Regions from separate parts of the Mus musculus genome. Here regions 1, 2, 3, 4 and 5 are each linked to region 6. The links are chromatin loops, found by intact Hi-C in ENCODE. Cell type or tissue: heart. All regions are shown on one strand. Region 1 overlaps Gm3772 (predicted gene 3772). Region 2 holds the start of 4930520P13Rik (RIKEN cDNA 4930520P13 gene). Region 3 holds the start of Med10 (mediator complex subunit 10). Region 4 overlaps Ice1 (interactor of little elongation complex ELL subunit 1). Region 5 overlaps Gm36019 (a long non-coding RNA gene). Region 6 holds the start of Ube2ql1 (ubiquitin-conjugating enzyme E2Q family-like 1).

Region 1 (4,000 bases), 360 kb after region 6:
AGGGATGGAATGTGTATGTACATGTGTGTGTGTGTCTGTGTGCCTGTGTGTCTGTGTATCTGTGTGTGCCTTTGTTTGCCTACATGTGTGTGTTAGTGTGTGTGTTTGTGTTTATGTGTGTGTGTGTGTCAGTCTGTGTGTGTAAGTACGTATGTGTATGTCTCTGTGTGTCTATACATGCATGTATATGTGTTGGTCAATGTGTGTGTCAGTGTGTATAGGTGTTTGTGTTTATGCATGTGTATGTGTTTGTATGTCTCTGAGTATGTATCTGGGTTTGTGTCTGGGTGTTTGTGTGTCTCTGTGTGTGTCTGTACATGTGTATGTGTGTGTGTGTGCGCGTGCACATGTCAGTTTCTGAGTATGTGTCTGTGTGTGTTTGTGTGTATGTCTGGGTGTGTTTATATGTGTGTCTGTACATGTATGTGTGTCTGCCTCTGAGTAGGTGTCTGAGTGTATGTTTGTGTGTGTGTGTCTGTGTCTATGTGTGTACATGTATGTGTGTGTATGTTTGTGCTTATGTGTGTGTATGTGTGTGTATGTCTCTGAGTATGTATGTGTGTATGTGTGTGTATGTGTGTGTGTGTGTGTGTGTGTGTGTGTGTGTGTATGAGCGTGCTCCTGCCCTGTGCACAGGAGAATGACTACTGAGATGAATGAATGTATGGGAAGGAAGCAGAAATAGGGCAAGGAACAGAAGAAGGGTGAAGGTGAGTTTCTTATCTTTTTTTTTTCTATTATTTTTTGCCTTCTCAGAAAATCACTATTTTCTCTTTCTGATATTTTTCTAGAAATGTAGAGCCATTGGATTGACTGTGTTCATTTTAAAATTCTTCTCTCCTATATTACAGCTCAACGATAGCTTCTTTCTCCCTTCCCCAGTGTCTTCCCCACTTCCCCCTTCCTCTGATCTACCCCAGTCTGCCTTCCCTCAGAAAAGAGCAAGCCTCCCAGGGACATCAACCAAACACTGCATAGCCAGGCACATACCATTTCAATCCTATTATAAATGTTCTATAGTCAGTAGTGTGAGGGTCACACAGTTGTAGAAATCAAAAAAATCCCCAATTTTTTCTTTTGAAGTTTAGATTTGTATAGTACACTATGAAAAATGGATCCTCTCATGTAATGACATGAATGCACATAAAATTCATTTGAAAATGCGGAATTTAAAAATCACAAATGGAAGAAGGTTTGCAAGCATATCTCACACGGGGTTTTCTTTGTGATTCTGTAGGGAGTCTTCCCTGAGGACCAGTGGTTTCTATGCTGAAGAGGGACAGCAGGATGATGGCAGGACACACCCCTCCTCATCCGTGCTCCCTCCTCACTAGTGCTCCCTCCTCACCAGTGCTCCCTTCTTACCAGTGCTCCCTCCTCACCTGTACTTCCTATGCTTCTTTGCTCTTTGTTCCCTTTCTCTCCTCCTCCCTCCTTTTCTTGCTTACTTCTCACCCTAAGACTAGTGTGGGGCTCCCTGATGGCCATCATGATCAGTGGCCTGTCTCTGTAGATCCACCTTCACAGAGTCCTGAGCTTTGGAGGATTGTCACCATTTCTGTTTACTCTGCTTTGCTGTATTTAATTGCTGGGGTTTAATTTCTGTGAATGTTGTTGTTTGAAGACACTTGGTGCCGGGTGCCATTGCCATGGGCAATAAGTTCAGAATTTTCATTGAATTTCTCAAGCACAGTCTGTACTTGAACCTGAAATGAACACTACTGCTTGGAAATGATCAATGCCCCATCCCCAGAACCCTAGAAAGTTAACCTTCTGCTTCTGCCTAGTGTGTCACGCATGCTCAAGTATGAAGCATGCGCTTCTCAGAATTGCACCATCCAGTCACTTGTCTGGGGCCACGTTAGAACATACTCTGTGAAAAGCCATTTCAACTCCACATCATGGCCTGCACAGTCACACAATGGCACACCATTCGTCTCCCAGCAGGAGTGGCTCATAAAGGATTGCTGCAGAATTTCTAATGAAGTGTGGGAGGAAAGGGGGGTCCCCAAAAACAGATGTTGCAAAAATAGCCTATGTCATTAAGACTGCAAAACAATATGAAAATAGGATGCACTTGAGACCAGCACCCATTTCCATAATTTATGGAAATGGCTTTTCCTACTCTAATGGCTGTGGGAACCCCATTAAGATCCCCTCTCCTTTTTCTTTTATGCCCCCAAATTAGAGATGGCTGCAGCATTCTGTGCCTTTGTTTTAATCCCATTTAATTTATTGAGATGCACTCCACTTAATTTTCTTTGGTTTGGCTGGGACAACTTCTCCCTAAGTGCAGATTGCATCTAGGATTAAGAACGGCTGGTAGTTGAGTTTTTTTGTTCCTATCTGTTGTCTGCTGGCTGGCTGCATCTTTGGGCTTTCCCAACTTCTCCCCCTGGTGGACATCACTGACTAGCCTGGTCAGTAAGCCCAGGGTCTTTCGCCAGAGCAACCTCATCCCAACTATACTCAGCAGCTTGATATCTTTCCCTTGTACTCTTATTTTGAAAAGACAAGTATTGTGGGTATAGGAAAGGGTTCTGTCTGGGCCGTGTTGTTGATGTGAGCAGAGTGTGTGGATTTGGACTTTCCATCGCCCAAATTCTTGGCAAACTCTACCTCCTATGTATAGTAGTGGGTCCCTTAGTCTTCTCTGGCTGGCTATTTATTTAATGCCATTACAAATGTCCACTGAAATGCCATGTACCACAGAGAGCCGAGGTTATGACAAAGCCACATCTATGAGGAGCTTCTTTCTCCAGTGACCTGCCCCTCCTCTAACAAAGCCACCCAAACCTTCCCAAACAGGACTACCAGCATGCGATCAAGTGCTCAAATCCATGAGTCTGTGGGGAACACTTTTCATTCAAACCACAGCAAAATGCCTATTCTTCTGAATGGGAAATATATGGAAACTTGAAGATAAAAAGAGACACTGCAGTCAGCTGACAAAAAAAGCAGGATTATGTAAATGGAAAGACAAGAGCACACCCAAAATTAGCAAGCTTTTGGGATGATGGAGGGATCGAGTCCAAGTAGGTTAACTGAGTCCGAATGGGTTTGCTTCCCTTTTTCGTTGTGAGGGTTCACTTGGTAAAAAATTCAAGGATATTGTGAAGAATGCTCTGTGTGACATTCCAAAGGATCTTTCATGGTAGTAACTGCATGCACTTGATCATTTCCCTCTTCATGCATCTGTAGTGTCTTTGTGATATTTGTGGGACACACACAGGCCACTCTTTACTGTTTAGTAGTTCAGTGTACATGTGTAAGAATAAAGATCTTCCTTTCGTCTCAGCTCCAAACTTTGTCTCTGTAACTCCTTCCATGGGTATTTTGTTCCCAATTCTAAGAAGGGGCAAAGTGTCCACACTTTGGTCTTCGTTCTTCTTGAGTTTCATGTGTTTGCAAATTGTATCTTGTCTCTTGGGTATTCTAAGTTTCTGGGTTAATATCCACTTATCAGTGAGTTCATATCCTGTGAGTTCTTTTGTGATTGGGTTACCTCACTCAGGATGATGCCCTCCAGGTTCATCCATCTGCCTAGAGGCTGCCATACCCGGGGATCCATCCCATAATCAGCCTCCAAACGCTGACACCATTGCATACACTAGCGATTTTGCTAAAAGGACCCTGATATAGCTGTCTCTTGTGAGGCTATGCTGGGGCCTAGCAAACACAGAAGTGGATGCTCATGGTTAGCTTTTGGATGGATCACAGGGCCCCCAATGGAGAAGGAGCTAGAGAAAGTACCCAAGGACCTAAAGGGGACTGCAAACCTATAGGTGGAACAACAATATGAACTAACCAGTACCCCCCGGAGCTCGTGTCTCTAGCTCCATATGTATCAGAAGATGGCCTAGTCGCGGCCATCATTGGAAAGAGAGGCCCCTTGGTCTTGCATACTTTATATGCCTCAGTACAGGGGAACGCCAGGGCCAAGAAGTGGGAGTGGGTGGGTAGCAGAGTGGGGAGGGGAGGGTATGGGGGACTTTTGGGA
Region 2 (4,000 bases), 490 kb after region 6:
AGGTAACTGTGGAGGTGGAGTCTAGCCAGAATGCCAGAAGCTTGGGGCTTTGTGTGACTTACAGTCACAGAAGTATGGATTTGGGGGCTCTGTGGTGTCGGGCATCTGTCTTGGGAACGTGGCTCACTGTTCCGTCCCTTGTAGAGTTTTCTACTGGATCTTTGGAGCACGCCTTGCTCAACCAAAACAGGCTGCCTTTCAAGGTCCATTCCCGACTCCTGGACACTCCATCCCCCCCCCACTGCCCCCCGCCCACAGGTAGAGGGGAGAAGGGGAGAGAGACAGGGACAGAGATTGGGGCTTGAGGAGAGATTAATTAGCAGCCATTTTAATAGATGGGAACAGACAGGTGAGAATGGCTGAGAACTCTCTACTTTCATGACGCAGCAGCCCCATCTTACCTACCCACCCTCTCTTTCCAGTCTGGGGATTGATGTGAATTACCCTGGGATCATCAGTAAGCTCAGAGGCAACACACGGAGAAGGGAGGGTGGAGTTTTAAATCCTACTAGGCAGGAAGGGCAAGCTGCAGACCCGTGCTGAGGATTCTGTCCTGTCTTTTGGGGAGTGAGTGTCCTTACAGAGTCCACAGACTGCCCTAGTTAGGAAGGTACAGAATGGCACTGTGGACTTCAGACAAGCAAGGTTACAGATGAAATTAATTTACGGACATTTGGCCCTTGTGGCTTGCTGTATATATGTCATTCTCTAGAACCTTCCATAATTCTCTGTGGAGAACTCAGAGGCGTCCTTTCACACAAGATGTCAATGACAGGCACAGCCGATGCATGCTGGATACTGCAGAGCAAGGACATTCTCCTCAAAAGGTCTCAGCTCACCACCCATCGGGCCACACTAAGGTTTGTGTGTCCTGTCTGTCTCCTTCCAGAAGCAAACGGCTATGGCACAGTGTAAGGAGAAAGCTGATAAAGAACAGACTTTTAGCATGAAAAATGGCTTCTTGCACTAATGATTCCACTATTACTTTATGAATCACAGTTAAAAGCTAATGTGGGGCTGAATAACTGTCTATAGTTCAAGGGGGAAAAATATAAGAAATTCCCCCAGAATATTTCTTCCTGTTGCTGTTTTGTCAGATTTAAAGAACAAAGAAATGTCCTTCCATTCTGCTTTACCTCAAGGAACCAAGAGACAAGAGAGAGTCCTGGTTGCCCTGTGTGCCTTTGACCTGCCTGACAGGCTAGTTTGCTCCTGGTGACACACTTATTGCTAAGAACAGCTAGAATGGCGGTGGGTCGGGGCAGGGATATGGATCTGCTTGGGTTAGGATTCGATTCTAGGGATTGGAAAATTGCGAGTGAAACAAAAGCACAGCAGGGACCCAGTTAGGGGGAGGAGGTCCTGTCAGGACACTGGCTGTGTGCCCACCATACCAGAATGACCCTTCAGACTCCAAATTTCTCTCCTTTCCGGTGCCCAGGAGGAAGCTGTCAGGCTGGATGCATTGGGACTCCTTTCAAGTATCTTCAGGCCTGGCTCTCCCAGGCAAGCGGGGTTTGACCAGGCCTTCAGATGCACCCTGGGCAGATTTGATACTCGTCGTTAGCCTACCCAAACATCATTAAGGACTGGGTATCCTACTCAGGTGGGGGTTTGACCAGGTCTGTAAATGCAGCCTGGGCAGGTCCCGGACTCCCTGGGAAGTTGAGCTGGGCAGAGGAAAGGCAGGCCTGCTATTTGCATGCCAATTAGTGCTTCTTATGAGGAACGGTCTGGGCTGACTCGGGTCCAGGGAAGGTGCCCACGGCACAGCACTGATTGGCACAGGCTAAAGCCAATTCTGACGGCAAACGGCTGGCAGATGCCACCAGCGCCATGACACACACAGTGCAGTGACACACACAGCCAGAGCCTCGACAGATCTCTGCGCTCTCGCTCTCCCTCTACTGGTTGGAACCGGTGCTGCGCTCTGTGCTTGAGGGACCCACAGGATTCCTGCAGAGAGCCTGAACACTGCTGGGCAAATGTCTGGGGAGGTGGTGTTTAATTGGGTGTCTTTGCATTCTGTCCGTTCAGTTGCTGCCACGAGCAATCCTGGAGGGCTTCTGAAAATAGTCTATTCAGAACTCCTACATGTTAAGGATTCTTTTCCTATGGCTGTAGCTGATGGTCCCTGAGCCTAGATGTCATGGCCCGAAGAAAGCCAAGGGAGTGGGTGCTGAAGGGTTAACGTGTACATGGAATAGGGAGCCAAAGACTAAACACTGATACCCACAGATCCTCAGACTCCTGCCTGGAGATCACAGACTACCAAGCCTATACATGCTCCATTCCTGAGACTGGCACTTCCAGTCCAGTAGAAAGCAGAAACCACACAAAACATCACTTCCCTATGACCATAGTGAGATCTCAGCACAATGGAACTCTTCTCTCCAGCAACCTCCTCAGACCCAGTCTGCAGATCTTCAGAGCCATGCAAGGTCTATCCTGCTGCTTGCCTGGACTGGTACCCACAGTTGAAGAGTACTTGTACCTCACTCTTTGATGAGGGGAAGGGGGTGTTGCTAGCTATGGAGTATTCTCTTCCACAGCACTCATCCACCTATGAGCTAGGCCAGTCCTTGGATTTTATCTTTATCTATAGTCAGGGAACCCTGAACACTGAACTGATAGTTAGACCCATTACTTGTGATTCTGTCCATGAATACCCAGTTCAGATAACCTTCCTGGGGGAGACAGTGTTGGCTTTTCCTACCATAGGATACTAGACTCAAAAGTTCTTTGCTGACTATAAATCTGGACTTCAACAATTGTCAGAAGCAATATGAGTGGCACCTTGTAGACAAGGATAGTGAAGTGAGAAGGTGACGAAGGGAGACATGGACTCCCCAGACGTTCCCAAGTATGGGAGAAGAACAACCATAGCCATGCGGGTAAAGTAAAGCATGGTTTTGACCACTGGATGCTCCAGAATGGAAAAACAGTGCTTCCTTGGGGTTTCAGGAAAGACAATGTCTTAATCAATATTCTATTGCTGCGAGAGATGTGATGACCATGGTAACTCTTATAAAAGAAAGCATTCAATTGGAGGCTGGCTGACAGGAGGTTCAGAGGCTTTAGCCCATTGTTATCATAGTGGGGACCATGACAGCATCCAGGCAGACATGGTGCAGGAGAAGGAGCTGAAAGCTACATCTAAAGGCAGGGAAGGAGATCTTACTGTGAGCCTTACGTGGGTCTTTGAAGCCTCAAAGCCTAAGTCCAGTGAAACATTTCCTCCAAAAGCCATATCTCTTAATCCTTTCAAACAAAGCATGACTACACATTCAAATGTATGAGCCCATGAGGCCATTTTATACAACCACATTCAGTGAGAATAAACCCTGAGAAGAGGCTGGCCCAAACTCTGAGCCACATTTGAGATTACCTGGGATAGAGCAATGGTAGTAGCTCCCAGTCATACCTGTTTGCTAAGAATGGGATCCAGAGTCACACCAGCCTGTGGCCCTAAGCAAGCATCCATCAAGTGGAGAGACTGGTATTTCCCCCATCTGCCTCCTGGTTCCACTTAGTATCCAGACACGAAGAACACTTGTCCAGCTCTGTCAGCCCTGCGCAGATCAGGGTTTGGGTAGCCAAGGGAGCCTCTACTGACACAGCTAGGCACATCTGGGCTAGCAGGACTGCCTGTGGGGCAGGCAGCAACTGCAGCGCACATCAGCCCTAGAAGCATGGCGTCCTTTTGGCCATCCCCTCATGTTTTTCTAAGGCCATACACTTCAAATGACAGGTACCACACAGTTTTAAAATGTCACTCTATCATCATGGTTAAGGGAGAGGAGCAAGTTTTAGCTAATAAGAAAAAAAAATCAAGGCAGAACGTATTATGGATTCCTCGTCCAATTTCAACTTAGACCTGTCTGACAATTATCACCGAATGAGAAGGAAAATCAAACCAGAGGAAGGGAATCTGGCGTATTGACTTGGTGTCCTCTGGGGACCTTTGCAAGAGAGTAAGCTGGCATTCTCCCTCCATTTT
Region 3 (4,000 bases), 70 kb after region 6:
TAGAGACTATCCATAAGTTCTGTGACTCTAGAGAACTCTAACTAATACACTGGGTCACACCTACTAACAGCTTATAAGACATGGAAGAAAAATTTTGCCTGCTTGCCTTCACTCTCTCTGGCAAGTTCATCTCTCCTGTTGCCGGAGCCCATACTAAATCCAATGACCTTCAGATCCCAATGAAGACCATACCCTGATAGCTCTCCAGGAATCTCCCAGGAGTCCAGCAACAGATTGGGGGCGCAGAAACATGCAGCTCCGCGGAATGAACAGCAACTGGATTCTCAGTTTTTCCACCATGAATCAGCCATTGCTATATCACCCCTGACACACCCTGTCAGACACTCTAACACCACATATATAAAACTAAATATACATGCATTCAACATATCAGTTCTGGGCATTTGGAGAGCTGGGATGGCTAGTCTTGGTGGTCAACTTGACTACATATGGAATGAACAGGAATCCAGAAATAGAGGGTGTGTCTGTTAGGGACGTTTTTGCTTGGTTTGAAGTGGGTGGATCCATTTCTGCTCTGAACCTTTAAGATAAAAAGACATACACCTTTGATCTGGATAGTGAGGTGGGGAGGTGCAACTTTAATCTGGGCCACACCTTCTGCTGGAAGCCTATATAAGGACATGGAAGAAGGAAGCTTTTGTTCTTTGCCTGCTTGCCCTTGCCTTGCTAGCACATCCATTCCTTCACTGACATTAAAGTCTGATTCTTTGGGATTCCAGTGTATACTGAAGACCAGCAAAGACCAGCTGAGACATCCAGTGTCACGGACTGAACTGAGCAACTACTGGATTCTTGGACTCTCTGTTCACTGCCATCCACCATTGGAATAGCTGGACGGCAGCCTATAAGTTATTCTAATAAATTCATATTACGTGTGCGCTCTCTCTCTCTCTCTCTCTCTCTCTCTCTCTCTCTCTAAGTTCTGTTAGTCTAACACAGAGAACCTGTATACATCCCTTGGCATCCCCATTCTCCCTATTTGTCTCTCTCACTTGTCCCCTTGTCTCTCCTTTCATGAAGGTTGAAAGACTTACTTATATTTCTTCTTTTTGTCCTTCAGGACTGGTTTTCATATCAAATTCACCACCCCTTTTAATTGAATTGTGAAATGTTCCTTTTCTAGCACTTAAAAGTGTCTGCAGAAGTTTGAAATAATTTGTTCTTTAATGTTTGATTAATTTAAAAAGTGAGTTGAAAAGTACCTAGGGCTTAGGTATTTCCTTCTTTCCTTCCTCCCTCCCTCCCTCCCTCCCTTTTTTCCTTCTCTCTTTCCTTCTTTCTTTTCTTTTTGAAAGTGATTGTTGTCTCCTGGCCAGTTTTAAAAAGCATGGCTCTATTTTGACTTTCCCACTTAAATACATTTTCTTATTATGTATTGTGTGTCTGTGTATGCCGTGTGTGGGCATACCTGTGACACAGTACCTGTCTGGAGGTCAGAGGGCAGCTTATAGAATTCTGTTCTCTCCTCCTGCCATGTAGGATTCTGGAGACCAAACTCAGGTTGTCGGGGTTAGCAGCAAGCGTCTTCACCCACTGAACCATTTCACTGGGCCCAGATAATTATCTTTTAAAGAAAATTGCTTACATCTCGCAAGCTTTCCAGATTATGAACATACAAGGTCCACTGTATCTAAATTCTTGTCCTTCAATCTAGCTTTCTTTACTTCCCTGATGAGACTTGTTTTTTCTTTACTGAGAAAAGCTAGGTACCAGCTAAGAGTTTTCATTTTTGCCCCTTTACACATGCCTTTGCTGTGTTTTCCAGGTTAACATTTCCCACACACACAGTTCAGAAGCTTCCAAGCGGGTTTTCCCTTCAAAGGCTTACCCCGTCTCTTGCCCCGCCCATAGCGCCCGGGCCCCGCCCCCAGGAGGCCCCGCCCCCGAGGAAACGGATGTGGGCTTCCGGAAGCCGGAAGCGGGCGAGCACTGTGGACCCGGAGTCGCTCGGAGCTGAGGCTAAGAGGCGGGCGGAGCCGGCGATGGCGGAGAAGTTTGACCATCTGGAGGAGCACCTGGAGAAGTTCGTGGAGAACATTCGGCAGCTCGGCATCATCGTCAGCGACTTCCAGCCCAGCAGCCAGGCGGGGCTGAGCCAGAAGCTGTGAGTGACGGCCCGGCAGGGCTCGGCGCGTCTGTGCGAAGCCCCTGCCCGCCGGCCTTGGGGACCCCACTGGGGCTCTAACGTTCATCCCGGGTCCCCGAGGGGAGGCCGGTTCTATCCTGACCGGACCTCACAGGGGAGGCGAGTTCCGTCCTGACCGGGGCGGACGGGCTCCATCCTGACCCCACTGGAGGCCGGTTCCACCCTGACTCCACTGGGAAGGAGGATCTGACCGCACAGGAGAGGAGGCTCAGTCATGACCCCGCTGGGATAGAGGTAGCTCTAGGTCCATCCTGGCCGGACGTGGAAGGCCGGTTCCACCCTGACCCCATAGGGGAGGAGGATCCCTCCTGACCCCACAGGGGAGGCTGGCACCACTCTGACCCTACAGGACAGTCTGGGACTACCCTGATGCCGTAAGGGGAGGTAGGCACCACGGACACTCCACCCCACCCCACCGCACTGGGGAGGTTGACTTCACACCTCAGGGGGGCCCTGAGCCACCTGCTGCATAGGCCTCGCTGTGGAAGAAGGCCACCACAGAGGGTTGATTTCTTGACAGTATCTTGTGTAGGCCTTGGAATGGCCTACAGGGAAACAACACAGTGTTCAGGAGAAGGCCTCACCGCTTATATATGGGACACTTTCCAGGGATCTGGAGTGGTTCTGGAGGGAGCCGAGGTTCAACCCACTAGGGATGGGCTTTTTCCTTGCTGACTGTGGGTACTGCACTTAAACTGGAGCCCACTTCTCCACGCTGTCTACCCTGAAACTCCATTCAGTGACATGCACTCCAGAAAGCTCTGCTCTCTCTTCACCTCCTTTCTGAGTTTAGAAGGGAAAAATTAAGCATCTGAACATATTTTGTAAGTCCAAAGGTGTCCCCAGAATCCCGTGGCAATTAAGGGTTCAGGTGTGTGCAGCATTAGGGAGGAAGAAGCCTGTTAAGGTAGCTAGCGCCAGTCTCCCGACTTCCCTCTGATCCCAGCCACTGAGCTGCCTTGGTGCTGGTGCTCCTGGGTTAGGAAGGTAACATGAAGGTACAGGCAGAGCAGACAGGTAGTCAGGTTCATCTGGGAGAAGGAAGCCAGCATAGCCCTAGCTGAGACACGGCCAGTCCTGCCTCTAGTGTCTGGACCTGGAAGCCGCCTCTCTGTGTTCCCACCCAGGGGAGACCCTTTTCTGGAATGAGAGACTGCCCAAGAAACCATCTCTACCCACAGTTCAGTCTCTTAAAGCTGGGTACAGGATTGTGTCTCACTTGGGATGTTTACTAAGGTATAGAGTTGTGGTCTTGCCCCTCAAGGAGGGCTTTGTGGGATGGGAACAAGCTGGCGCATTGCCTAGACCAGAGCCTGCTGTGACTGGCCTTGTTCTCTTATCCAGTTCCCGTGGCTATCTCATACCCAGCTGCCACCTCAGTTATCTGCCCCGGTGTCCTTGACCTTGGCCGTTTTAACCCTCAGGAATTGAAGCACAGTGGCCAGTGCCGTGTAGGGGTGTGCTGTGCTGTCCTCTGAACTAACCACGTACCCCACTCTGCCTTTTTCCCAGAAACTTTATTGTTACGGGCTTACAGGACATAGATAAATGCAGACAGCAGCTGCACGATATCACGGTGCCTCTGGAAGTTTTTGAGTAAGTATCACTGGGTCTCTCTGATTCTTGGTTAGCTGTGAGTGCCAGTGAGAGGGAGGGAGGCGAGGCCCAGGTGCCACAGGCAGGACCACCAGTCTTCTAGGGTTGTAGTAGGCTAATGGGGTTAAAAAAGGATAACTCTCTCTCCAGTGTTGTGTTGTTGAGAATAGTGTCACATGAAAATATAAAAACATGCTTCCGAGTTCAGTGGAGAAAGGCCTTCAGGCCACAGGAAAA
Region 4 (4,000 bases), 850 kb after region 6:
TTGTGTTTTGCTTGCCTATGTTTTTGAGATCTGATAAGAAAAAAAAAAGCCAGCAATCTCCCCAAAACCCATCTATTCCAGTGTCCTGAAGTGTTTTCTAGTTTTCATTGACTAGTTTGTTTTATGATTTTCCATCTGTTTTATTTTTCTAACTAGTAAACATAAATATCCCATTCCCAACACGACCTGTTGACTTTTCCCCACTGTGCTCTTTCATAACTATGTTGAGCTGGTTTAGATGTGGGAGTCTGATTGCAGATTTCTCTCATTGATCTGTGAGTCTGTTTTCACATTAGTACCATCATGTGTTGACTACCACAGCTTGATAGTGCTTTATGCTAAGGCAGCACAATGCCTTCTGCATTGTTCTTTATGCTCAAGACTGCTTTCCTATTTGGAGGTTTCTGTGGCTCTGAACAGAGAGTTCAGACTAGAGGTTGTACAATTGTATAGAATGTCCTGTTTGTTCTAGATTGCAACGGATTTCAGAGATTTTTACAGTAGTGATTTTTGGACCCTGTGAACACAGGGTAGCCTTTCTATCTGTATGCATCAAAAACTTCTTTTTGGGGTGTTTAGATTTTTCATTTCTTTTGTTGACCTTATTGCCTTTGGTGGTGTTGTCCTGATTTGCTTCAGATATCCCATGGTCGGCAAAGGCAGTATTACTGAACTTTGAATGCTATTTTCTTTGTTTTGAGATTTGTGCATTCTTTAGTCCTAACACTTCTTTTTTTTTTGTAGATCTCTGTTTACAGTCACATTATGTGCAGTGACAGTGACCTTCCTCTTTTCCAATCTTACTGCTATTTTCTTCTTTCACCAGTCTGATCCCCCTGGTCTAGGACTTCTAGAATGGCAGTGAATGGCGGTATCATTTTCTTGCTCCCATTTGAGAAAGAAAATGGCCAGTCTTTCCTAATTCAATTTAACATCAATTGCTGGTAATGGTAACCGTGCTTTGTTGACACTGATACGTTCTTCAGCACCCAGCTGGTTCAGTTTCATCTGCAGGGATGTGTGTCTTGAACCTACCCAGAGATCTTCACGGGCTTCATCCTCTACAGAAGTGGTAGGCTGGCCTGTGAGTCCCAGCAGGAACTGGGGAAGGGCTGGGGCTGGCACAGTAGAGAGGCTGGTAGCAGGAGGAACCCAGGGGTGTATCTCGCCGAGCCTGCTGAAGATCTAACCTCCTCCATGAAGCAGAGTCCTTCATAAATGCTGCACCCATGCCACCCATATGGAATTCTCTGGCCTTTGACTTTGTCTTCAGCTGCACGCAGAAATTACTTACCAGTGGTAAACACACTGATGACAAAGGAGGGGTGGTCAAAGAACATTAAGAAGGTAATGCCTTGGTATAAAAATAGCATCTGTTAATACTTTGTTTAGAAAGGCAGGAAAGGGGTGTCCAGGGTTCATAGTCATTCACGAGGAAGTGTCGGACAGGGCGCAGAAATGGCTTAAAGTTAGTTCCTTCCTTACTCTAGAAATTCAGCTTCTAGAACTGCCTCATTAAAGCCTTTGTCTCATCTCTGCTGCAAGGTACCCGTAAGTGCTAGTCACACTTTAACTGCTTCCTATAGGAGCATGTCAGAACATGTGAGAAGCTCTTTTCCTCTGAACGGCTCCATCAGGCCAGAGTGCCACACCTGCCCACAGCCAGTAATACGCCTGGACATCTGGGGTTTTGCCCTCAAGTGTTTTATTTTGTGATTATTTTTAACCATCACCAGAGAGAATTTGACTGAACTGTTAAAAATTATTTGAACCTGTTACCTTGTCACCCACCTGACCCCCATGTACCTTAGACATAATGGGCCCAAGAAGCCAAACTAGTAGCTTAGGAGTAGGAAAGTGCTTTCCTGATGAGCAGCCACCTAGTCACCTGGCTCTGCTTACAAGATGGTCTGCAGCACCCTCTGGTGGCCACAATTCAAATCCATCCTCCTTCCACAGTGGCATTTGATGAGCTGCACAGCCCCATCTTTTATAATGAGGAAAAAACCACAAATGACCACCTTCACTGATGTGACAGCTCCAAGGATATATTGCACCATGACCCTGGAGGTCTTCGGAGGGCCAGCAGGTACGTCCAGTCCATTTGTCTCCACACAGTTTCACTTTTCAGTCAGGATGATAAAAGCCTCCATCTATACTCTGCTGGGTACCAGGATTCATCAGCCTAAAGCTACTTGGCCTGCAGAGAGTCATACAGCACCATGGGTGACTTCTGTCCATGTGGATGGATGGATGGATGGATGGATGGATGGATGGATGGATGGATGGAGTCTGTGCTGGAACTGGTACTACTGGACTGGAGAAGCCACTGTCTGTGGAAACATCTAGATGCCCAACTCCTGGACACTCAAGACACAGGAAGCGAGGCCTCTCCCTTCCCACTTATTTGCCACCTCGACAGGCCACCACTCACCAACAGATGCTTCAATGCTTTACCTAGCAATGGGGACCTTGTGCTTTCTTCCACTCTGTCCCACCTTCCATTCAGGAGGGCCGAGGCGAAGCTCTCTCTAGATGAGGAGACAGATGGGAGGGGAAGGAAGAGGAGGGAAAGAGTGAGGAAGGAAAAATCGGAGGATATGAATACGAATGAGCAAGTCAGCGCTTGCTTCCATCAGCTACTGATCCCCAAATCTCTGCCCTGATCTCTAATTTTGCTTATTGGGGGGGGGGGGGGGGAGCTCAAGGCCACCAACAGTTGAATATCTTGCACCCCCTCTTCCTCCTGTACCTGTTGAGGACCTATGTCAATCTGCCTTTCTGGGCGTGCCCAGAGCATCCTTTACCCTTCAGCAGCCCCACACCTCTGGAGGCTAGGGCTAAACAGTGAGACCTGCAGCCCAGCCTTAAGTGCCCTGCAGGCTGCTGTGGAAGAGGATCCCATGGACAGTCACTTGCATTTGGGCCCCACACCTTCTCACCCTCAGCAGGACTACCTTCACTTTCCAGGAGGAATGCGACTACTCCCTCTTCTTGTTAGATGCTCTTCTGGGTCCTTCCAACTTTACCTCCTCAGAGGACCTAGATCTCATGCTGACGTCTGTGCCCCTTCTCTGTGATTACAGACCCATCACTGCCAGGTCCAGTGGGTGATGACTTAAGAGACTTACCCATTGAGAATATGGCTCTCTCTTAACAGGCTCGTTGAGCACTAGCTCAGAGCATAGGCAGAAGGAGGCACTAAAGAAGAACTTCCAAAGGGGCAACCCACTCACTCATGTTTGTGAAAGCTACTTAAGACACAGATGCAAGTCACCAGAACCATTGTCAGGTGTGACTTTATAGACAGCAATTATAACTGAATAGCGAAGTCTACACAGAACCATTTGACACTCCACAGTCTGGGACACATCTTCATCCGCACTACAGATGGGACATCAAGCACCACATAAAACAATCACAACAGTGTGTATGGCTTGCTTTTATTTTTTATTATAAAAACACATACAAGAGTTTTAAGAAATGATGAATATAAGACAAATCAGAATCACAGTGAGTTATTAAACCCATTTCTATATACAAATAAAAAAATTCCGAAAGTGGAATATCATCCAATGTGAGACACATCATAGATAGCACTGTCTGTATGCACACACCCCACAGAGCTGTCCCTATGCACACAGCCCACAGGGCTCTGATGCTCCCTCAGACTGGCCATCTCTACACAGCCAAATGGGAGTCTTGCTCTGTCAGTTAATCCTGATAGTAATTTATGGTTCAGGACATTTACAAATGGGAAGAAACACACTCACATACACTTCCACCAAGTTTGTCCTACTATGGTACTACGGTAGCTGCGCACTATGCTGTGGTTAAACCTCTGGAGCCATTTCCAGCTACAACAGTGAGAGACTTGCTTAGTTCTTGTTTTAAAAGACAATTTGCTTTTGCCTAGCCATTTACTTGAGCATAAACTCTAAAAATGACTCAGGTACCAAACCATGTTTTTGTATGTTTAAGATCATTATAAAAAATGCCA
Region 5 (4,000 bases), 250 kb after region 6:
ATCACAATATAAGGAAGATAGCTGGGAACACGTCTTAGATATTTCAGGAGTCTACTATTTCAGCCAGAGTCCGTCTCATGTAATCATTGGTCCTGAGTCAGGAAGCCTAAAGTAATGACTTCCTGGTGCTGGTGGAGAAGATCATAGAGGTTGGGTTCTGCTCTCAGACAGGAAGCCTGAATCATCAAAACCTGAGGTAGATGCCCCTTCCATTTAGACACCTAACAGACCAAGCTTAGTGTTCATGGCAGCCTTCTGTGGAGCACTGTGAAGCACCGCCTCTCTGCAGAGAGTTTCATTACAGATGCCAAAGTGGAACCTGAGCCACAGGTGCTGTGAGGGGATTATGGCAACAGTGGTGGGTAGAGTGCAGTTGCTTCAGGGAGTACTAGGCTGAGAGCCTTACAGGTGATTAATACATGCAGGTGTGTAATATAGGCCTGCAGGTGCTCTGGTGTGCAGGTGTTCAAGCATATACGTGCGAAGATGGGTAGAGACGCAGATAGATATACGGGTACTCAGGCGTGTAGATATGTAGGTGAAGATCTATAAAAGCATATAGACACACAGGTGTGCAGGAATTCAAGGGTAGCTTGAATACAGATATGCAGGTATGCAGACAGTTGTGGGGCTGCAAAGCTGTGCCACTGTGGGGTGGGGGGCCAGTCCAGAGCAAGAGTGAGGTCAAGATATGTACAAACCTGATAATCTCATCCTGAGACTAGCAGGAGCAGGGCTGTTTCCTCCTTGCTCTGGGCCTGCATAAGCCTGTATGACCCCCATCCCCATCACCACCACCACTACCACCACCTCTGCCATCCTTGAGATAATCATGTAGCCCGGTGGCCCAATTACAAGTTAAACTTCTCTCCCTAGAAGATGTCCAGCAAGCACCTGGAACTCCTTTTCATGCAAATGAACCATTCCCAGCACCTCAGCGCAGACAATGATGTACACTCATCCCCCAAACACATACCTGCTTCCCAAGGTTCATATAAGCCTTGGACCCCCCCCCCCCATAAAGTGAGGTGTTTCACTGAAAACCATTTCTGGAGAAGGCTATTTCTCCAGTACTACTACTGGCTGAGATCCTGCTAACCCACCCATCCAGCTAAGCTTCATTCCTTCCAATCCAGCCTAGTGCCCAATGGTGCCTGGGTACCCCGAGGGCAGAAGCAGACCCAGTGGCAGGCATTCAGGTGTGTTAGGCATGCTGATATGCAGCTTGCGGGTATACAAATGCTCAGGTACAAGGTTGCACAGGCAGATAGATGTGAAATCACTCAGGCATTCAAAATGCATGGGAGTACAGGCATGCAAATATGCAGATGTGCATCCATGCAGACAAGCAGGTGTGCAAGGGTAAGCACATGAGCAGGTACACATGTGAGCAGGTGTGTAAGCACACAGGCACAGGCATGCAGGTGTTCAAGTATGCATTCATGCAGGCCTGTCGGTACACTGGTTGTAGGTATATGGCTATATAGTGATATATGTAGACACCTAGGTGTACAAGTTTACAGGTGAAACCATGTGCATTGCTTTGCTATGGTTACCAAGACACAATGCCACAGCTTTGGAGCCTATGCAATTGGCCTGATTATTTAGGGGGCTAGAGGTCTCCTGTGTCCAAGCTATTAGCAGGTTTGGATTCTTCCAGAATGTCTTCTTGATGCCTCTCCACATGGTCTTTTCTCTGCATGCTCCTGTCTGGTTACCTTCTATCTCTTCTTAGACAAGTCCAGTTGCATTATGGAGGAGCCAAAGAGTCTCACTTCAATTTTATTTCCATTGTAGCACATTTGGTCAGATTCTGATGTGCCCAAGGATCAGTGTTTCAAATATGAATTTAAATTAGAACCCAATTTAGCCTGCACCATTATGGAACTGGCCCTTAATCATGGGCTCCACTGAGATTACTACATATAGTATGGAGTTGGTCTTTGTCTTGTTACATGACTGGGATTTAGGATCTGTTGTTTTGCCCTTATCTAGTAATAGTAAGTAGGTTTCAGGTTCCAGGGTAGATTGGGAATCCTGCTTTCTAATTTGCGCCCCCTGGTGTTGGACGTCGGGATAGCACACGGCAGAGTCTAGTTAGGGCGATGACACACTGGTGTGTGTGGGAGGGAAACAGTCAGGTGCTCTGAACTGTAAGGTGCAGGGCAGTGCTGGACTTTTATGAAGAGGAGCATGAAGTGTCAGCAGCGACTGACACAGGACCCAGGGATTAAGTCCCTAGGAGGTGAGGTTCAGGGGTAGGAAACAGAAATCTTTGCAGAGGGTTGGGGGTTAAGAACTAAGTCCCAGGGAGCCCTCAGAGAGTGGAGCAGGGTTCCCATGGAGACTTGCCAGCGAGGCAGATTTGACTGTGGTGCCTGGGGGAGGCTGGCAGCTCAGGGGTAGCGAGGGTAGGTGGGTGAGGGGGCCCCCACAGCGCAACGCTACAGTGTGCTATCCCTCAGTGTCTGAGCCTGCGCTCCTTGGTGGAGATCTTTCCACCTGCCCTTCATGCTTACCCTTTATGCGTCTGACCGTAAACACAGACGGTGTTCTCGCTCAGCAGACGGCAGAAACACTAGTTTACAGCCTTGGCAGCACAAACCTGCAAAAAACCAAATGCCTTATTCTGAGGGATGCGTAATGAGTGCCAGTTTCCGGGAAGCGTCTTAGCATTGATTAAAAACACCAGAGCCCATGTGAGAATGATCCGAGCCTCACCCTGCTGTCTCCCGGAGCAGCTAACTACAGTCCCAGGAGGAAAGGCTGCTGTCAGCCCCGTGCTGCAAGCTGCATGGCGACAGGGACCTGCTGGGACTCCCTTCAGCTGCTTCTTACAGGACTGTATGAGGCCCGCGGGCATCTCTACATTAGCCCTGCAACTTCTTCACACAGCATCCACCAACTCCAGTCAGGTGACTGAACAGAGCCCCATTCCCCACCCCACCCCCAGCTGCCCAGCTTTCCCGAGTATGCCGACTAAAAATACTTCTGTAACTGCCATCATTTAGGAATTTAGTCAGTAGCAACATAAAAATAGCATCTACCTACAGTAGAGATCTTATCAAATTAGGGGTTCTATTTGTAATTAAAACAGAAGATGTTCATTCATCTAGTACAATACGTGATGCAGTGTGAATGTCAACATGGGTTCTAAAAGGTACTCAGGGCTAAGATTAAAATGGGAAACTTAATCATTTCTGAGTGGCTCAGACACTAGACAACTCTTACAGATGATGCATGTCCCTCAGGATCTGGCTGTGTGTGACCTTGAGAGCGTCTTCAAGGGCACAGAGGAAGGCGTGCACAAACACACGCTTACACACCACATACTATTGATTTTGCTTCTCTGCCTAGCCCACCCCATCCTCCTGGTTCCTTGTCTCCATTAAGCCTACTTTGTCCAGCCTAATTGACTGTCTCATTTTCTGCCTGTCACAGAGTTTCTATGCCAGCATTTGGTACAGTATACATTGTCTATCTGTATCTATGTCCCTAGGACATCTCCTGAATGAGCCTCCATATTCTCCATCCAGTTACCTAGGGGATGACACCATAGCCTGGGCCCTGCTGTACCCAGAGACAGAACAAGACAGGTGAGCTGCTGGATCCCAGAGGCCCTCCCTGTGCCCTTGGCGGTGAGTAGGTGACTGGGTAAATGAGAAAGTGAATGAATGCATAGATGCTCAGATGTCAGGTGAATGCAAACAACCCTGGGGCAAGTAGAATGAACTGAGACCCAGGTCATAGGTCAAGGTGCACAGGAAGCTCTTAAAGTCCACCCCGGTGCCTCTTCTCATGCACTGCTCTGCTTCGCAAGCAAAGAGCACAGCAAGTGCCTGACCACCTAGCTTCAGAATCAACTATTGACTCCCCTTATCGAGGGCTAAAGCCTATTTACCTTCACTCACACCAGTCTTGGCTTCCAGCTGTCCTAACAAGGTCTATATTCTTAGGGCTGTGTCGTGCACAGAAAATATGAGCATAAAGCATAAAACTC
Region 6 (4,000 bases):
ATGGGGCGAGGGAGAGCTTAGCAGCAGGCAGCTGCCTTGGTCTAAACAGAGCCCACCTGAGAGGTTTGAAGAAGAGCCCCCCCTCCCCGCGCCGCCCCGCTGTGTGTGTGTGTGTGTGTGTGTGTGTGTGTGTGTGTGTGTGTGCGCGCGCGCGTGCTCACGTGTGTGTCTGAGTGTGATGTACTGGGCTGGACACTTAGATTCTGGGCTTCAGGAAAAGTTCACACCTTCGAGACAATTACACTGACTAGAGAACACCTAAGCAGACTGGAGAGGAGAGGTGGAGCGGGGCAGGAAAAGTATGGGAGACTTTAGGAGGGTGGAAAAGGGGAAAAGGAGGGCTAGGAGAGGGGTTGGAGGGAAGAAGGACCGAAGGTTAACCTGAAGCAAAGTAGAAGAAAGGGAGAGAGGACCTGGGAGAAAGCAAGAGAACTGACAACCGGAGAGCACCGCGGTTCTAGTAGAATCAGTGTCAGGTATAGAGACCAGGTACAGAAACAGGCAGGGAGAAATCCTTTACGAAAAGAAGCGGAGGAGGTGGGGCGAAGCGTCCCTGGCAGGCTTGTTCGGGAGGATCTGGGCCAGTTCTCACCTACGCCTAGAGGGGTCAAACATCGCTTTCCATCTCAGGCCTAGCCTCGAACTCCCCACCCAACCCGGGCCTCTGCTCCTGGCCGTCTTACCTGGCCCTTGACCAGGCTGGCAGCAAACTGGCGCATGACGGCCTCCACCGTGTAGGCGCTGGACCAGCCGCGCGGCGTGAGCAGCTCCATGCAGATGGCGCCTCCGTCCAGCACGTAGCCGTTCTCCAGTCGCGGGCTGAGCACCCGCATGAAGGGCGGCGAGAAGGGGAAGTTATCGGGGAAGGTGAGGTTGAGCAGGATGAACTCTGTGTTGGTCTCCTTCATGTCCTGCCACAGCACCGAGTCCTTGTCCACCTGGTGCAGCTTCACGTTCCAGTCGAAGAGGTTCTCGTTTACCAGCTCCACCGAGATGAAGCGGTCGCTGAGGCGCGCGATGTCCTGGAGCTCCTTCATGAGCCGCCGGCTGCGCACCTGTGTGCAGTGCTGCTGGCGCGCCGCGGGCACTAGGCTGCCGCCCGCCGCCGCCGCGGCCACCGCGGGGCCCGGCCCCGCCCTGGCGCCCGCCGCCCGCTCCCGGGGGCCCCCGGCGCCCGCCGCCCCCGCCGCCCCCGCGGCTGGCTGCGGCTGCTTGTCGCGCGCGGCCAGTTCCGCCGCGCGCTTACTCTTGCCCTTGCCGGGCCCCGGGCTGGCGTCGCCTGAGCCCCCGGGGTGCTGCTGTTGCTGCTGCTGCTTGTGGCCGCTGCTCTTACCACCACCTTTGCCGCGCAGCGATGCGCTCTGCTGGCCGCCGCCTCCGCCACGGTGGTTGTGGTGGTGCTTGGGGTCCTCGGTGTCCCGGTTGTGCAGGCGAATGAGCCCGATTTTACGGAGCAGCGTGGCCATCTTAGGCTCGGCTCTGGCGAGGGGCTTGCCGGGGCTCCTGTTCCCCGAGCCGGATAGCTGGGACGCACGGGGCTTGTGGGGGGGAGGCAGACGACCGCTTAGTGGGGCGCGGCGAGGGCCACCTTAGGAGCCGGCGGCCGTGGCGCAGCGGAGCGGGCAGTACCAGCGCTCGCTGGCCGCCTTGTCGCCGCTGTCATATGACGGGTCTTCTCGGGCAAGGGCTCCGGTAGCCCAGGGAGGGGAGGCGTGGAGACGCGGCTCAGCTGCTGTTCCTGGCCGGTCCCTGGGCGCAGTCCCCGGACGCCGGGTGTCCGTGGTCCTTTGTGCGCGGCCGCAGACCCGCTGGTCCCGAGTCTAAGAGCTGCACCGCGGCGCGCACAACCGCCCGCGGTGCCCCGGAGACAGCGAGGTGGCCGTGGAGTCGCGCTGTGCGCCTGCCGGGCCGTGCTGCGCTGGCGGCTACCGCGGGGCCCGGGCCACTGCCGCTCTCGTTGCCGCCGCCGCTGCGGCTGCTGACATTGCAGAGGCGGCTGCTCCGTCTGAGCCGAGCCCGGCGCGGAGGGGGCGGCACTGCCGGCCGGGAGGGGGAGCGCGGGGCGGAGCCGCGGGCTTGACTGCACCGAGCCACCCCCGCCGCCAGGTTCCTGCGGCGACACACGCACGGCCGCTGGGGGGAGACAGCGGTACGCGCCCGCACCATTTTCTCCTGGCTGCGTGCTAGCTGCGTGCGCTGGGGAGCCAGGGGAGGGCTGGCCTGAGCGTGCTAATAGGGTCTCTCAGAATCACTGCATTCTTTGGGACCCTAAAACCTGAATGCTGTGTTTGAGGTCCGGGCCTTATATCCCATTTAACCTCCTTAGGACAACCAGAGGGAAAAGGTGGAAATCAACCTCTTTATTAATCCTTCTAACCAGAGGTATGAGCCCAATGTTTCTACGCAACACTTCTGGGCGGTGGGAGCCTAGAATGACAGAAGGAACACGTAAGGACTTTAAAGTCAGGGCGGAAAGCGGGATGAAAGGGTAGATCTACTGCAAACTTAAAGAACAGCCCGTTCAAAGTCACGACTAAAAGCAAACCTTTAGCCAATCCACTCAGCCCTCACTGGTTTGCTCCTTCCACCCCATCCCCTGCCTGCTGGCCGCAGCGTTTCGGCTTTCCATGGCCAGGCTGTGCGTGGTGGCTGCTTTCCAAAATGCAGCGGAGAATAACACCAGACGCCTTCTCTGGCGCTGACCGGTGCTAAGAGCGGGAAAGGACTTTCCGAGCAGCAACCCCCGTTGGCCACCCCCTCCCCGCCCCCCAGGGCTGCTCTCCTGAGTGAGGGACCTCCACAATACTCAAATGAGGGAGAGATCCGCCTTCCGCCTGCAGATTCACAGTCCACCCTGCCTTTCCTTCTTCCTTCAGCCTGTGGAAACTCACTTAAAAATCTGGTGAAAATTCCAACTAAAATCTATTTCAGATTAGCTCGAACTGTGACGGTTCCGGTGTGCAGCGTGTGGCCCAATGGCGTAGGCGAAACCAATCCCTCAAGAACAACGAATATTATCCCGCTGCCATCCTAACTGGCGTCAGAGCCTACTGCCTCTGCTGGTGTGTGGATGGGGGGAAGAGAGGGGAGGGGAAGCAGCTCAGCTCTTCAGGACAGGCGTTCCTTCTAGATGACAGCCCCTTGCCTTTCTGCCCCTCACATCTTTTACCAAATTTTGAGTTTTCACTGTGGAAAATAACTGGTGATGTCGCTGTGAAGACACAGACCTGGGTTTGGAGATTCAGATTTGGGGATAGATGTGTAATGGGGGAGCCAGGCTAGCTGGTGTAGATGAGGAGTAGAAGGTTCACACCCACCCAACATTGCACCTGGGAGAGGGTGGTTCTCCAGAGAGCCTGTCAATCCTTTGACTTTCAACAGGACCCACAGGGTGATTTGGACTAAGAACAACACAGACTATTTGGTGGAATCTGAGGGAAGCTGAATCAAGGTCTGTTTGTCCTGGGCTCCTGATTGCTTTGTTTAACACTGCATTCCACGGTAGCCTTCTCCTCCTCTTCTTCCTTCTCTTCCTCTTCCTCCTCCTCCTTACCATCATCATCATCATTTTCTTCTTCATCCTCCTCCTCTTCTTTCTCCTCCTCTTCTTCCTGCCTTCTCCTTCATCACCATCACCATCACCACCACCATCTTCCTCATCCTCATCTTCACTAGGGAAGGGCAAAAGGGTAGATCTGCCTGCAGTGTCCCAAGAGTTCCTTTAAGCATGCTGGCTGCATAAAGAAGGTGAAAAGGAGACACAGAGAGGGCTGGCAGATGTCTGTATCAACTACTTTTCTCATTGCTCTGACAAAATGTCTGACAGAGGCAACATAAGGAAGATGTGCTGGTTAATTTGTGTCAACTTGTCACAAGCTAGAGCCATCAGAGAGGAGAGAGCTTCAATTGAGAAAAAAAGTCTCAGTTAAGTAGGGCTATAGGCAAGCCCTAGGGCATTTTCTTAGTGAATGATGGGAGAAAAGCCAGTTAATGGTGGTTG

Evidence for each region. A loop is a pair of places that touch in the nucleus more often than their neighbours do. Peaks named below come from ENCODE experiments on the same cell type or tissue, not always from the same donor. Only the 100,000 strongest peaks of a DNase experiment are listed, where the experiment ranks them.
Region 1: a loop joins it to region 6, with 4 times the contacts of the local background. A loop is called at or near these places in 2 of 42 quality-filtered maps.
Region 2: a loop joins it to region 6, with 10 times the contacts of the local background. A loop is called at or near these places in 6 of 42 quality-filtered maps.
Region 3: it touches region 6 in a loop (5-fold over the local background); 9 of 42 quality-filtered maps call a loop at or near these places.
Region 4: a loop joins it to region 6, with 2.6 times the contacts of the local background. A loop is called at or near these places in 10 of 42 quality-filtered maps.
Region 5: a loop joins it to region 6, with 9 times the contacts of the local background. A loop is called at or near these places in 24 of 42 quality-filtered maps.

The regions. Positions count from the first base shown.
Region 1 is chr13:70,094,708-70,098,707 of GRCm38, forward strand. The region is part of intron 2 of Gm3772 (predicted gene 3772); the gene reads left to right. Among named protein-coding and RNA genes, the nearest start is that of 1700084F23Rik, 68 kb to the left of the region's middle. In heart, a CTCF peak has its summit at 2,393 (motif pointing left); no DNase peak of the experiment used is centred here.
Region 2 is chr13:70,232,719-70,236,718 of GRCm38, forward strand. 4930520P13Rik (RIKEN cDNA 4930520P13 gene) reads left to right here and starts at 104. Exons shown (of 4, transcript NR_036596.1): 1 at 104-203; 2 at 713-860. In heart, a CTCF peak has its summit at 1,908 (motif pointing left); no DNase peak of the experiment used is centred here; H3K4me3 peaks cover 553 bases; H3K27me3 peaks cover 245 bases.
Region 3 is chr13:69,807,928-69,811,927 of GRCm38, forward strand. Med10 (mediator complex subunit 10) reads left to right here and starts at 1,955. Exons shown (of 4, transcript NM_138596.2): 1 at 1,955-2,125; 2 at 3,680-3,763. The coding sequence starts at 2,004. In heart, no CTCF peak of the experiment used is centred here; a DNase peak (open chromatin) is centred at 1,914; H3K4me3 peaks cover 1,959 bases; H3K27ac peaks cover 1,442 bases.
Region 4 is chr13:70,585,266-70,589,265 of GRCm38, forward strand. It overlaps Ice1 (interactor of little elongation complex ELL subunit 1), which reads right to left. Exons shown (of 19, transcript NM_144837.3): 19 at 3,424-4,000. Among named protein-coding and RNA genes, the nearest start is that of Gm36267, 13 kb to the left of the region's middle. In heart, a CTCF peak has its summit at 1,933 (motif pointing left); no DNase peak of the experiment used is centred here.
Region 5 is chr13:69,989,367-69,993,366 of GRCm38, forward strand. Gm36019 (a long non-coding RNA gene) reads left to right here. Exons shown (of 4, transcript XR_382628.3): 3 at 3,500-3,596. Among named protein-coding and RNA genes, the nearest start is that of Gm36019, 7.8 kb to the left of the region's middle. In heart, a CTCF peak has its summit at 2,071 (motif pointing left); no DNase peak of the experiment used is centred here.
Region 6 is chr13:69,737,875-69,741,874 of GRCm38, forward strand. Ube2ql1 (ubiquitin-conjugating enzyme E2Q family-like 1) reads right to left here and starts at 2,023. Exons shown (of 2, transcript NM_001145162.1): 1 at 684-2,023. The coding sequence starts at 1,466. In heart, a CTCF peak has its summit at 2,127; DNase peaks (open chromatin) are centred at 2,087 and 2,647; H3K4me3 peaks cover 3,261 bases; H3K27ac peaks cover 1,540 bases; H3K27me3 peaks cover 2,120 bases.